Linked DNA regions of Homo sapiens: region 2 is linked to region 1. A link is a loop called in an ENCODE intact Hi-C map of the cell type or tissue named here. Cell type or tissue: endothelial cell of umbilical vein. All regions are shown on one strand.

Region 1 (8,000 bases):
TTCTTCTAAGTATGTTATTACTCATCTGTTTGGTTTTCAGGCTTCCAGAACTTAGTTGCTGTCATCTCTTCTGATTTCTGTAGCTCTGTGATTTTATGTCTTATTTATCCTTTACAGCCATTTTAGAAAGTTTTCAGCATGTGGGAGACAAATGAATGCTTTTAATTCGGAAGTCCTAAGTTCTCTGTTGTCCTAGCAGCTTTTAAGCCTTTTTAGTTAACATTCTTGAATATACCGATACCACATTTACTTTAAATTATTATAAAATCAATTTGTCTTTCATTAATTTATTTTCCATTTGTCTTCATTGAAGTTGGAAAGTTTTATTGCCGAGTGCTCTAAAATAATATGCAGAGTTTCAGTGATTATAGCTGATTATCTCCTGTTAGATCAAGACTCCAACAAATGCCAACTATAAACTCAGACCACATATTTTAAAATACTATCTAAAGATACTGGTGAACAATCAAAACTGGTGAAGATGACTGGTGAACAGTCATCTATATGTAGAAGAAGGGATGTCACTGTGTGAGTTTCCCATTTCTTATGGCATTGAACTTGAGGTTATGTGTGTGTGTTCGTGCTGTGAAGGTGAAAACTCAGGTGGAGACTCAAAGTCTTACTGGCTTGAATAACTAGATGTCAGAAGTTGGGGCATCTGCGGTAACTGGAAGGGGAGAAGATCCAGAAAAAGATTCAGAGAAGGGTATAAACTGTCTAAATCTTGTATACGGGACAGACTCTATGCTACCTGAAGGCTGAAAACGTTGAACAGAGGCTTCATTTTTCACCCCAGCAAAGGGGAACCAGTTTGGAGTTGTGTCCAGTCGAGTTAATTGCCTACTAAAACAGTCAATAATCTTTGCAGGAATATTACAGAATCCAAAGTTTCTACAACATATTTATAAGGTCAGAATATAATCCAAAGTTACTAGATATACTCAAGAGAAAAGGCAGTTATTGGAGTCTGACTCTGAGATGATCCAGATGTTGAACTTAGTTCACAAGTATTTTAAAGCACTATTTATAACTGTGCTAAGTAAGTAAGTAAAAGAATATATGATACAGGCCCGGCGTGGTGGCTCACGCCTATAATCCCAGCAGTATGGGAGCCCGAGGTGGGTGGATCACGAGATCAGGAGATCAAGACCATCCTGGCTAACATGGTGAAACCCTGTCTCTACTAAAAATACAAAAAATTAGACCATGCCTATAGTCTGAGCTACTCGGGAGGCTGAGGTAGGAGAATCACCTGAGCCCTGGAAGCAGAGGTTGCAGTGAGCCGAGATTGCACCACTACACTCCAGCCTGGGTGACAGAGTGAGACTCCATCTCAAAAAAGCAAACAAACAAAGGAAAGTATGGATATAATGAATAAAAAATAGAAACTCTCAGAAGAATAGAAACTAAAAAATAGAAATTTAGAATTGAAAAATACATGAAATAACAAATTTGTTGAATGAGCTTAATAGCAGATTGGTGGCAACATAGACAAGACTTAATGAACTTGCAGATAGATGAATATAAATGTCAAATCTGAAGAACAGAGAGGAAAATTATCAGAAATAAAATGAACAGGGACTCAGGGGCCTGTCAGACAAAATAAAAATGTTTAATAAATGTGTCATTGGAATTCTAGAAGGAAAGGAATGAAAGAATGGGGCAGAAAAATATTTGAAGAAATAGTGGCCATATATTTTACAAATTTAGTGAGAGACATAAATTGTAAATTCAGAGGCTTAGCAAATCTAAACATAATTAATACAAAGAAAATAACATCTAGGCACATCCTAAACTGCTAAAAGCTAACAAGGAGAAAATCTGGAAAGCTGCCAGAGAAAACACACTAGGAAATAATAAAAACGACTGCTGAAGGAAAAGTAACACCATCAACCCTGAATTCTATACCCGTAGGGAGACAGAATTCTTGAAGGATAAAGATGAAATAAAGACTTTTTCAGATAAACCAAAACTGGAAATTTATTACCTGTAGATCTGCAATATAAGATAGATGCTAAAAGGCATTCATCAGGTTGAAAGTTAGTGATACCAGATAGAAGTTCAGATATTTAGGAGGTGGTAAATATGTAAGAGAAAATACTACTTTTTGTCCTCTTCATTTTATAAAAATACATATAAAAAATACATGACTTTAAAAGTTATAACATTGTATTGTGGAGTTAAAGGATAGGAGTTAGAGAGCAGTAAATGGTTCTTATATTACGTGGGAAGGCATACAATATTAACTCTTAAGTAAGCAGGTAAAAGTTGAGGATATATACTACAGTTCCTAGAACAATCACTTAAAAAATAATTTAAAGAGGAAGGCCAAAAAGCCAATCGATTAAATGAAATTCTAAAAAAAGTTTGGTTAACCCAAAAGAAGGCAGGGAAAGAGAAACAGAGACATATAACAGAAAACTTGGGGCTGGGAGGGAGATTAGTAAAATCTCCCATATTAATAATTAAGTGTAAATGAATCGAGCACTCTAATTAAAACTATTATAAATGATAGTTTATAATAATTATCTATCATGTAATTATAATTATCTATTGATAATTATCTTAATTATAGATAATATAGAGATTATCTCTTTGTGTGCACCCATGTGTAGATGTATGTATTATCAAGACCTGACTACATGATGTCTATAAGAGGTATACTTTAAAAACACAAATAGGCTAAACGTAAATGTTTGGGAAAAAGTATGCTATCCAGCTAGTAAATTTTATTATTGGTTGGACTATATTAGTATCTGATAAAAAGGATTATGAGGCAAAGAATCTTACCAGAGGTATAGACATTTTATAATGATAAAAAGGGTCATTTCATTAGGAAAACTGTTTATGCCTGTGATAGAAAAGATTCAAAAGGCATGAAGCTAACATTGATGGAATTGAGGGGTAGAATTAAAATCCTTAACTACAGTTGCATATTTTAACACCTTTCCTCAGCAGTTGACAGGAAGTAATTACAATAATGTGCAATTTCATTACTGAACACAAGATGGCAAAGTAGTCACAGTAATTGTAACAATCGACCTGTGCATTTCAATACAGTGAAATATGCCATAATTTTATCGTGTGAACACATCTTTTCTCCTCGTTTATTTTATAGACAGGAAATGAACAGTGGTGAATAATTGCAAGAATGCTACAGTATACTGGCATAATATTTGGTATATACGTTATAGGCATTAAATGAATTTTTGTTGAATGAATATAATGTGGGGCTTTTAGAATTAAATATTTGTTTGAATTTCAAAACCCAAAATTATTTTTTAATCTTATCACGGAAATAACGCTTTTACTTAAAGCAGTGGTTCTCAAACTTTTTGGTCTTAAAATATCTTTACTCTTTTATTGTTGAAGACTCCAAGGACTATTGTTTAGGACATATCTATTGATATTTATCTTTCAAAAATTAAGAAATGTAAAGAATATTTTTAAAATAATTTTACAAATAATGAGCCCACTATATGTTATAAATAGTACCTATGTTTATGAAAAATAGAAAAGTAGCATTGTTTTACATTTTGGCAAATATCTTTAATGTGTGGCTTAATAGATGACGACTGTATTCTCATGGCATCTTCGATATTCTATCTTATTTGTCATGTAGTATCTTGAAAATGTTACACTTGTGAAAGAATGAGAATAGAAAAAGACAAATAACATCTTGGTATTACTATGAAGAATTTTTGACCTTGAGCCACCAAAAAGGTCTTAAGCTCCCTCAGGAGTCCCTAGACCATATTTTGAGACTCTCTGACTTTCAGAAGTAAACAAAGAAGAAATGAAAAATTATTAATTAGTGGATGTGTGGCCTGAACCATGGTGATACAGTTCACTCCTTATTGGTGAGCCGTTATGGTTCACATGTATGGTTACCTAACCTGAAAATTTGTGGGAACTTCATCTGGAAGATAGATTAGTAGGTATAAAATGTCGCTTTAATCTTGCATTGTACTACCTTTAACCAAACCCTATCATATAGAGCTGGGTGTGAGATTAAGTTGGAGCATGCTGTAATCCAGTTCTGAATTCGGTCTTCTGAGCTATTTGTGATGTGATTCAGATTTTATAGATGGCTTTTCTTCTCTGTGGAGAGTTGGAATAGTGACTAAAAAAGAGCTCTCTGAAATTGGAACCTCTAACTATTGCTGGTAAGAATGGAAAACAGTCTGGCAGTGCCTCAAAAGGTTAAATATAGAATACTCTGTGACCCACCAAATTTACTTTTAGTTGTATATACTCAAGAGAAACGAAAATATAAGTCCACACAAAAACGTGTACATGAATGTTAATAGCAACATTCTTCATGATAGCCAAAAACTGTGCCTTAGTTCATTTTCTGCTGCTTATAACGGAATACCTGAAACTGGGAAATTCATAAAGACAAGGAATTTATTTCTTACAGTTATAGAGGCTGAGAAGTCCAAGGTCAACAGGCCACATCTTGTGAGAGCCTTCTTGCTAGTGGGGACTCCCTGCAAGAGTCCCAATGCAGTATAGGGCATCCCATGGTAAGGGGGCTGAGCATGCAAGCTCAGTTCTCTCTTCCTCTTTTCATAAAGCCACCAGTCCTACTCCCATGAACCCACTAATCCATTAATTCATGAATCTGCCCTGATGACCCAATCGCTTAAAGGCCCTACCATTCAGTACTGCCACATTGGGGATTATATTTCCACATGAACTTTAGAGGGGACAAATATTTAAACAATAGCAAAGTGGAACCAGCTCAAATGCTCATCCACTGATAAATAAATAAAATGTGGTATATCCATAGAAGAAATATTATCCATCCCTAAAAAGAAAAAATACTGATACATGCAACATTATGGATGCATCTTGAAGGCACTATACTACCTGAAAGAAGTTAGTCACAAAGACCACATATTGTATGATCCCATTTGTATGAAATGTCCAGAATATGCAAATCTATAGAGACAGAAGGTAGACTAGTGGTTACCTAGGGGTAGGGTGGATGGGAGTAATGCCATGTAAGGATGTTTCTGTGTACTGTTAAATTGTAATATCTGTTATGTGGTTAGTGTTCCCTTTATGAGGACTCATAATTCTTCACAATATCAAGAGTTACTCCCTTTTAAAGAACTAATGAGCTAGCAAGTCTTCTTTGTTTTATTTTTAATAAATTTTAAAATTAGATAATGAGACCACTGTTACTAGTGCCTCTGTTGGCTTTGGCTGCTAGGAAGTTCAGGACTATATTAAATGCTCACAGTAACGCTGTTAGTGAGGTTAGACAATTGGTATACTTTCTTTTCTAATACACATTTTGTTGTGGGTTTTTAAGTTTTTACACACAGACTTTCACAAACTTGAATTTAAATATTTTATTGTAGGATGCCCACAGTCTTTATCAGAGGCAATTGGGGTTAAATTGAAAACAAATAAATATAAAATGCACAAATGAAAAACTATAGGCAGTGTCTTTCAAGAGAGAAAGAATTCTTTCTGTATAAAAAGGCAATATTCGTTTTTAGGTAAAAAAATGATATCCTTGAACTGAGCTTTTTAAAAAAGTGGTGAGCTACTAGGCACTGGATCTGTTCAAGCAGATGCTGGATGATGCTTTGTCTGTAAGATATTATAGAGATAAAGCCTGTGCTGGATGAGGCTAAAAATTGCCTTAAAGTTCTCCTAGTCTTTAAGACTATCATTCTGTGATTTTGAAGTTTACATTTCTGACAACACAAAGTACTAAATGGTAATTTTAAAATGGGTAATTTTTATTCAGAGAACTTGTTTGAGAGCTCAGAATTCCAGATATAACACAAAAGAGGTAATTTAGTATGAAAAGATATTAAGAACAGGTACTACCAGTACATTGCCTAGAGAAACTCAGTGTAGTTATTGTTCTGAATATGTGTTTTAAATTGTGCTGCCTCTCTGCTATGATGAATTAGCTATACAGTGTACCCCTAATATTGCTAGGGCATTTAAAAATGATTTATTTAAACATTGGAGTATACCTTCCTAATACAACCGTTGTATTTTAGTTTTAATAAGTGGCTCTTCTGAACAGTTCTCAGTCAGTCCTTTTTTGGGTCTGTTCCTGGTTAGAGTTTAAAAAACAAAACACACACAAAAATAAAGTATCAGCATAAAGGAGGGGATGGGTGGGTGGGTGAATGGATAGATGGATGGATGGATGGGTAGATGGATGGATAGATAGATATTCTCCCTAAATCCCCCCTTTGCCACTGAAGAGCACCCATGTCAATGATCTAAAAATACCAGTTGGATTGTGACCAGGAGTCCTTATTTACAGTCCAGTTTTACACCATGGAGGATTGGTGTTTCATGAATCTGTTTAAGCCCATTTTTGCTGTTAATTATTATTAGGATTTAGGTTTTGCAGAACTCACTAATAGCCTAGTATCAATTTGAGATTATATCTGCTGGCCCATAATTATTATTTATTTATATTTAGTGAGTAATTGGATGCTCAGATCTGCCAGACCAGAGCAATTAGAGATGTGGGAATAACTTAATAAAATTGCATCACTGGAAAATTTAGATGGTTTCAAAATTAGTTTCTAAAAACCAGGTGGAACTCATAGAAGGCTAGAACCTTACACATGAGAGATTTTATTTCTAGAAGCCATATATAGTACAAATAGAGTACAGGCATACCTTGTTTTATTGTGCTTCACTTTATTGTACCTTGCAGGTAATGGATTTTTTACAAATTGAAGATTCGTGGCAACTCTGTGTCTAACAACTTTTTGGCACCATTTTCCCAAGAGCATGTGCTCACTTCATGTCTCTGTGTCACATTTTGATAGTTCTTGCAAACTTTTTCATTATTATTGTATCTCTTATGATGATCTGTGATCTTGATGTTACTATTGTAATAGTTTTGGAGTGCCACAAATCGAGCCCATATGAGATGGTAAACTGAATGGACAAATGTATATGTTCTCACTACTCCCCTGACTGACAATTCCTGTCTCACCTTCTTCTTGGGCCACTCCATTCCCTGAGACCCAACAATATTGAGATTAGGACAATTAATATCCCTACATTGGCCTCTGAGTGTTCCAAGTGAAGGAAATGTTGTATATCTCTCACTTCAAATAAAAAACTAGAAACGATTAAGCTTAGTGAGGAAGGCATGTTGAAAGCTGAAAAATGCTGAAAGCTATGCCACTAGTGCCACACAGTTAGCTAAGCTGTGAATGCAAAGGAAAAGTTATTGAAGGAAATTAAAAGTGCTATCCCAGTAAGCATACGAATGATATAAGAAAGCAAAACAACCTTATTGGTGATATGGAGAAAGCTTTAGTGGTGTGGATAGATTAAACCAGCCACAACATTCTCTTAAGCCAAAACTGATTTAGAGCAGAATGCTAACTGTCTGCAATTCTAGGAAGGCTGAGAGAGGTGAGGAAGCTGTGGAAGAAAAGTTAGAAACTAGCAAAGGTTGGTTCATGAGGTTTAAGGAAATAAGCCACCTTCATAACTTAAAAGTGCAATGTGAAGCATCAAATGCTGATGTAGAAGCTGCAGCAAGTTATCTAGAAGATCTAGCTAAGATCAGTGATGTAGTTGAATACACGAAACAACACATTTTCCATGTAGATTAAATAGTCTTCTATTGGCTAAAGATGCCACGTAGGAATTTCACAGCTAGAGAGGGGATGCCTGGCTTCAAAGCTTCAAAGGACAGTCTGACAGTCTGACTCTCTTGTTAAGGCCTAATGCAGCTGGTGACTTGAAGTCAGTGTCCATTTACCATTCCAAGAATCCTAGGGCCCTAGAGAATTATGCTAAGTCTGCCCTGCCTGTGCTCTATAAATGGGACAACAAAGCTTGGATGACAGTACCTCAGTGTTTATAGCATGGTTTACTGAATATTTTAAGCTCAATGTTGAGACCTACTGCTCTTTAAAAAAGTTTCTTTTCAAATTACTACTCATTGACAATGCAACTGGTCACCCAAGAGGTCTGATAGCACTGTACGTCATGCC
Region 2 (8,000 bases), 680 kb after region 1:
GATGAGATAGATAAGATTTAATGTTTAATTGGACATGACCAGGGAGGGAGAAAATAGACTAGAAATATCTTTGCTTTCCAGGTTTGGGAGACTGGGTGGATGTTGAATTGCCGATTATGTTGAAGAAAATTGGGTGAAGTCATTGGGGGAGAAGGGAATAGATATTGAGTTGTTTAGGACATGTCGAATTTGACAACTAATAGGACATTTAAGTGGAAATTTTTAGTAGGCAATTTGATTTCCAAGCAATGTCTATGTCAGAAACAGTTTGGAAAGTTATCATGATATAGGCAAAAGTTGAAGGCAAGAGGATGAATAGGATCATCTAGGAAGGGGTATAGATTGAGAAAATAAAAGTATTAAAGATAAATCCTGGTGAATACTTACATTTAGGTGATGGGTAAAGAAAGAAAAATTAGGGAAGAAAAGGAAGGAGGGAAGGAAGGAAGGAAGGAAGGGAGGGAGGGAGGGAGGGAGGGAGGGAGGGAGGGAGGGAGGGAGGGAAGGAGGGAGGGAGGAAGGGAAAGAGAGAGAGAAAGAAAAAGAAAGAAGCAAAAAGGAAGAAAGAAAAAAGAAAGAGAAAGAAAGAAAGAAAGAAAGAAAGAAAGAAAGAAAGAAAGAAAGAGAAAGAAAGAAAGAGAAGAAAGAGACATGGCGCACGTCTGTAATCCCAGCTACTTGGAAGGCTGAGGCAGGAGAATCGCTTGAACCCAGGAGGCGGAGGTTGCAGTGAGCTGAGATCGCGCCACTGCACTCCAGGCTGGGTGACAAAGCAAGACTCCTGTCTCAAAAAAAAAAAGAAAAAAGAAAAAAGAAAGGAAGGAAGGAAGGAAGGAAAGAGAGAGAGAGAAAGAAAAAAAGAAAGAAAGAGAAAAAGAAAGAAAGGAAGGAAGGAAGGAAGGAAGGAAGGAAGGAAGGAAGGAAGGAAGGAAGGAAGGAAGGAAGGAAAGAAAGAAAGAAAATTATGCTAGCATTTTAATAATTGTCATAGTCTTCAAATGTCCCATAACTATTTTCATCTTTAGGAAGGTTGTCTTTTCCAAGAGGTCTCCTTAAATACAATACAGTGAAAATCCAAAGTTTTCATCCTCCCACCTTGTCATAAACAATCAGTATAATTATTATATTGTATATGCTACAAGTAATTCACCAGTAAGTAAAAGGCAAACTAGTTGGAGCACCTGTGTTTCAGACTTTTGGAAATGCATCATTTCTAGCCCTGCTAGAATTTAATTTGCCAGTTTAGTAACTAGCGTGGGCTGTTGCACAACTAATTTGTTCATAATAATTAGCCACTGATCACAAATTATGCTACAATTGTTGAATTAGCTCACTAGTCATTACCTGAGCAGCAAGATGTAAATCTAAGCTCAGAGGTCTTCATTTCTTGTTCAGCAAGAAAACCCACCTCCTCAATAGTCATTCAAAATCTGTACAAACTGCCTTTCTAATGCCAGTAGATATCATAATCATATATTTAACTTTCAAAGTGAGAAGTCTACATTATTACTTATATGTTGAGATTTTGTTGAATCTGAAGATCAACTCTAGGAAAATTAATATATTTACATTATTGAGCATTCTATTTAATAAACATAGTATATTCTTCCATATTTATTTATCCATTTATTTACTCAACATCTTTTATGTTGTTAAATGTCCTTAAATGTTGAAGGACAATTGGATTGCTTCTACTTTGAACTATTATTAATAAAATTGATATTAACATTGTATAAAACTCCTTGTGTGTATATCTGTTTTTATTTCTTTTGGGTAAACATCTAGATGCATAATTGTGGTATGATATGTTAAAACAAACAAACAACAACAACAAAAAACCTTTGCCTGCCCAAAATAAAAGTTTAAGAATTTTAGTTTTTATGTTTAGGTCTATGATTGCTTTCAAGTAAATTTTTCTACTTGGTATGAGATAAGGATTGAGACTTGTTTTAATTTTATTTCCATATGGAAATCTAGGTGTTCCATTTTCATTTTTGGAAAATATTATATATTCCTCCTTTTTAAATCATCTTGGTAAAATATATGTGTGTATGTATTTTTTGACTCCATCTGTTCCGTTAAGTTTTATCTGTATTCTTATATCCCCATCACTGTCTTCATTATAATAGCTTTATCAAATGTCTTCAAATCAGGTAGTGAAAAATCTTCCAACTTTGCTTTTTTTCATATTCTAGGTTATTGTCATCTCCAAATAAATTTTAAAATCAGCTTTATTTCTACAAAAAAAAAAAAACATGTCTTTAGCTTTTTAACGGATTGTGATTGGGATTGACCCTAAAGATCAATTTGGGGAGAATCGATACTTTAACTTATTGAGACTTTTAATCCATGAACATGAGTATTGGTTATTTACTGCTGTGTAGATAACTGCCCCAAAATTTAGTGGTTTGAAATAACGAGGATTTATCACCTCATGTTTTCTGTGGCTTGAGAATTTGGGAGTGGCTTTGAGGGATGGTTCTGGCTCAGAGTCTCTCATGAGGTTGTAATCAAGATGGCAGCTGGGGATGAAGTCACCTAAAGGCTTGACTGGGGCTAAGGAATTGTTACCATGCACATCGGTGGCTGTTGACAAGAGCCCTCCAATTCCTCACTGGCTCTTGGCAGGAGACATTAGTTCTTCACCATGTAGACCTCTCAATAGGGCTACTTGAGTGTCCTCATGGTCATGGCATGATTCTCACAAATATAGCCCACATCCAAAGGAAGAGGAAATAGAATTCAACTCTGCAAGGGAGGAATATCAACAAATTTGTAGACATATTTTAAAACCACCAAGGTATATGTCTCCATGTATTTAGGCATTTCGTTTCTCTTAGTAATGTTCTGTAACTTTCAGTGCACAGACTTTCATATAGTTTGGTAAATGTATGCCTGAGTATTTTGGGTTTTTTGATGCTGCTACACATGCATTTTTCTTTCCATTTTTTTCAATACTAGTATATAAAAATAAAATAATTTTTGTATTTTGACCTGATATCTTGTGACTGTGCTAAATCATTTAATAATAATAGCAGCTTTCCTATTGATCGCTCGGATTTTTCTACGTACACAATCATTTTGTCTGCAAATCCATAAATGTGCCATATTAGAGTAAAGTCAGGAAACAGAACCCATACCAATTGTTTTAACAAAAGTATACATACACTATGAATTGAAGATCTGAAAGACAAAAAATAGAGCACTAGTGCATGGTAAAGGTAACAATAGCGGGAATGTAAAACAAGTGAACTCATAGACACAGAGGATAGAATGGTAGTTGCAAAGGTTCGAGGAAGGAAGGAATGGGGAGATGCTGGTCAAAGGGTGCAAAATCTCAACTAGACGGGAGAAATATATTTTATTTTTAGATCCATTGCACAGCATAGTGAATATAGTTAATAATATTTATTGTGTATTTTAAAATTACTAAGAATGTAAATTTTAAATGCTCCCACCACAAAAATGTTTAGTATTTGAGGTGATGATTGTGTTAACTAGCTTATTTAATGTTTCCACATTGTGTTCATAAATTATAACATCATTTTGTACCCCATACATTTATACAATTATAAGTTGCAAACTTATAATATTTTTTTTTTAAAAAATAGCACCTACTACACCCAAGACTTGGGGGTACTAAACAGAAGAGATTAGAATTTATAAGATGTAAACGCTTAGAGGAGTGACCCCAGGACATCAAAATTTGGACCTCTGAGAAAGGAATGCTACTCAGTTGGTGCTAATGTCTCTGAGTTTGAAGGAAGGTACCCTTGAGCCTGTAACCCCAATGTCTGAGAAAAGGGTGGCAGCTGGCTGGTTCTGGTGTCTCTGAGGGGGCACAAGCAGGCTAGTTCTTCTAAGAATTGAAAAACTGCAAGCTAGATTCAACTATTGTGACTGAAATGAACTGCCATAGTTGGTGTCAAGAAGTGAACCTGAGATGTTATAAGCAGGAATGAGAAGCAAACAGGAAGTTCACATAAAGCAAACAGGAATAAACAAGTTCCTTATCCTCCTCCAGTATTGCCCACTCCCTCTAGTTGTATAACATACTCTTCTCTTGATTTGTTCATAGCACTTGCTTCCCTAGATTTATAGCACCCTCTGTTGGCTCCATTAGAAGAATTAGCAGGTTGCCAACTGACAGAAATGTGAAGAAACCTCAAAATTACAAGCAGAATCCATAAGAATGCTATGCTTACTAAGTAGCAATACTATCTTAATATATGGCATATTGACAAGGAACCCAGAAGGAATTTGGGAGGTTTCAAACTCAAATACAATTGCTCTCTTCAGTATATTTGTCAAAGTGAAAAGCATCTGCAAAGCAGAGCAGAGATTTCAAAAGTCTTGCAAGCTAATAATTATGGTTTAGGATCCATCCAGCTCTGAGTTGAAAACTGAACAGTCAGGAACATTCAGTTTTCTGATTAGTTAAGGGTAGACTGATTAGTACCACATCTTCAATTCAGCCTTGACTTACACAATCCCTGATTTATAGAGGGAATCAGACACCAGTAGATATGCCAGGATCAAATGGGTGAATCTATTAGCTAAGATGTCTACAATTTTGCAGATATACCACTGGCATTCAAAAAGAATAAAGAAACTTGTTACAAAAACAGGACCTCATAACCAAAAAAAAAAAAAAAAAAAAAAGAGAGAGAGAGCAAACAAACAGTAATAACTAAACTAAAGATGATCTAAGAATTGGAGTTATCTGACAAGGACTTCAAAATAACTATTATTATCATGTTCAAGAAAATAGAAGGAAACATGGGACAAAAAAAATGAATGGAAAGATAAAAGTAACTAAAGAACAAAAATATAGATATACAAAAATTAAATGGACATTCTAGAATTGGAAAATGCAATATCTAAATTAAGAAAAAATTAGATGGTGTTAGCAACAGATTACATGCAGCAGAAGGAGGATTGGTAAACTGGAAAAGAGCTTAATAAAAATTATCCAAATTGAAGTACACAGGGAAAATAATAAAACACAGAAAAGAATAGTGCAATAAGACAACATGGTCTAACATATATAAAATTGGAGTTCCAAAAGGAAAGGATAGGAAGGACAGGGAGGAAGTAAGATTTGAAGAGATAATGGCCAGTAATTTTCTAAAACCAATGAAGTCTCCCAACTCACAGATTCTAGAAACTCAGTGAACCCCAAACAAGATAAATCAAGCATGAGTATATAAAATTATATTAGATCAACTGTAATAATACTGCTAAAAACAAAAGTTACAGAGAAAATATTTTTTAAAGCAACCAGAAAAAAAAAGACACATAATCTTCTGGACTAGCCAGAGTTGTTTTTTTTTTTTCCCACCAGAACTGATAAGATAGATAGATGGATAGATAGATGATAGATAGATAGATAGATAGATAGATAGATAGATAGATAGATAGATGATAGATAGATGATATATGGATAGATAGGTGGATAGATGATAGATAGATAGATAGATGATAGACAGATAGGTAGGTAAGTAGATTTATTATGAGGGATTGGCTCATATGTTTATGGAGACTGAAAAATTCCACAATCTGCTGTCCACAAGCTGGAAGTCAAGGGGAGCCAGTGGTGTAGCTTCAGTCCAAGACCAAAGGCCAGAGAACCAGGAGTGCCAATGTTTGAGGCAAAAGAAGAGGATGTCCCAGCTGAAGCAGAGGGAGCAAATTTACCTTCCTCCCACCTTTTGTTCTATTTGGGCCCTCAATGAATTGGATGATGCCCAGTCACACTGAAGGGCGATCTTTTCCTGGTCTACTGATTTACCTCCAAAGGAGCAATAATAAACTGAGAACTGATCTCATAGAAAAGAATAAAGATAAAAGATACTGACATTCTTAAAATACTGAAAGAAAATAACCTTTAATTTAGAATTCTATATTCACAACAAGTATCATTCAATAATGAAAGTGAAAAATATTCAAATGAACAAAAATAATTTGTCACTAGTAAACATGCACTAAAATAGACAATAAAGGGAATTTTTAAAGAACAGGAAGGTTATCTGAGAGTAAAACAGAAAACTTCAAAAAGAGTAAAGAGCAATAAAAATTTTAAATAAATATTGACTAAATATTGGCTCCACCAATAATAATAATGGCCTGTGGGGTCTGAGGTGTCTGCTGAACTAAAATGCATGTCAATAAGAATGCAAGAGGCGAGGATGAAAATAAATGGAATTCAATTATTCTGAAATTCTCACATTATCAGGGAAGTGGTAGAAATAATAATTTATAATAGACCACAGTAAGTCAAAATGCATGTTGTAACTTCTATGGAAATCACTAAAACAAGACTAAAAAACATATAACTATAAGGTTGAGAAAAGAAAAATGGTATAATAAAAATATATTATTCATTCAAATAATGCAAGAACTGAGAAGAAAAAGAACATGAAAAGTAATGTATGAGGCAATGGATATGCTAAATACTCTGACTTGAATTTTAGATAATGTATACATGTATCAAAACATCACACTGCATCCCATAAATATCTACAATTATTATGTGCCTATGCGTATGTATGTATAAGGTAGATGAATAAATGATAAAGGAAAAGCCTACAATAAATAAAAATATATAATTACGTTAAATATAAATTGAGTTGAAATAATAATAGAGATTATTATATTGAATTATCAAAAGCTGTATGATGCTTATGAGCTAGTACAGTTGAAAGTAAATGAATGAATGAAAACATGTATATCATAAACACACTCATAAAAAATTATGTAAAATTATGCTGATCTTGGATACAGTATGCTTTAAGGCAAGAACATTTACTTAACATAAAAGGGATGTTTATATTATATAATGATAAGGAAATCATTCCACTTGAGAATTTTAAACCTCTATGAATAAGTAATATAGATGTAAAAGAAAGACATGAAAAAATAAAGAAAACTGAAAAGAAAAGTTTTTAAATACATATTCCTTGCTAGGACTTTGACATACTTCCTTCAATAGCTAATAAAACAAGCAGATAAAAAGTCAGTAGAGATATATGATTTGAATAATAAGAAACTTGATCTAATTTATATACATACAACACTACACTCAACAATAAAATATATATGCTATTTTCAGTACACATGGAACATTTGTCAAAATAGATTCAATATTTGGTTATAAAGCAAACCTCAACAAATTCAAAGGACTAAAATCATTCAGAGTATGTTCTCTGAACATAATGGAATCAAGCTATACGTAGATAATTTTAAAAAACTAGGAAATCCCTGCTATCTTGGGTATTGAATAATGTATTTCTAAATAACACATGGATCCAAAAATAAATGGCAACGCAAATTTAAAATGTTTTGAAATCAAAGATGATTAATATATGTAATACTGAAAGTGGGAGAATGGTATCAAATGAGTTGTTTAAGGAAAATATATAGCCTTAAGTGCATATAGTAGAAGATTCTAAAAGATCAAAAATAATAATTTATGCTTTATCTCAAGAAGTTAGAAAAAGAACAGAAAAGTTAAATAACAAGAGAAGGAAATAATAGATAAGAATATAAATCAATAAAACAGAAAGAATTTAGAAGAGAAAATCATTGAAGACAATAGTTGGTTCATTGAAGAGATAAATACAATTGATAAACCTCTAGCAAGACTAATAAAAGAAAAAGAGAGGAAAAACAAATTACCATCAACAGAAAGAGGAAGGGAACATTAGTATGGACTGTATAGACATTAAAAAGATAATAATAAACGTTTTTCTATCAATATATTTTGAACTCTAAGCCAAAATAGAAGTTTCCATTAGAAAACAAAACTTACTAAAACTCTAAGAATAGAGTCAAAATTGTAAAATTATTTGCTTGATATCTTGAAATGCAGAAATTTTTTTAAAAAATTATGTGTGTATATATATATATTTATTTATAAGTAGAAGAATCTGATTAGCCTTATGTAGTGGGTTAAATGCTGGCCTCTCCCAAAAGATATGTGTACTTAGAATCTGTGAGTG

What was found. Peaks named below come from ENCODE experiments on the same cell type or tissue, not always from the same donor. Only the 100,000 strongest peaks of a DNase experiment are listed, where the experiment ranks them.
Region 2: a loop joins it to region 1, with 30 times the contacts of the local background. A loop is called at or near these places in 2 of 110 quality-filtered maps.

What each region holds. Positions count from the first base shown.
Region 1 is chr6:83,881,639-83,889,638 of GRCh38, forward strand. All of the region lies in intron 4 of RIPPLY2-CYB5R4 (RIPPLY2-CYB5R4 readthrough), which reads left to right. The region is part of intron 2 of CYB5R4 (cytochrome b5 reductase 4); the gene reads left to right. Among named protein-coding and RNA genes, the nearest start is that of CYB5R4, 26 kb to the left of the region's middle. RefSeq lists a silencer at 2,978-3,047. In endothelial cell of umbilical vein, a CTCF peak has its summit at 3,005 (motif pointing right); DNase peaks (open chromatin) are centred at 1,833 and 3,043.
Region 2 is chr6:84,565,066-84,573,065 of GRCh38, forward strand. No RefSeq gene overlaps it. Among named protein-coding and RNA genes, the nearest start is that of LINC01611, 94 kb to the left of the region's middle. In endothelial cell of umbilical vein, no CTCF peak of the experiment used is centred here; a DNase peak (open chromatin) is centred at 4,116.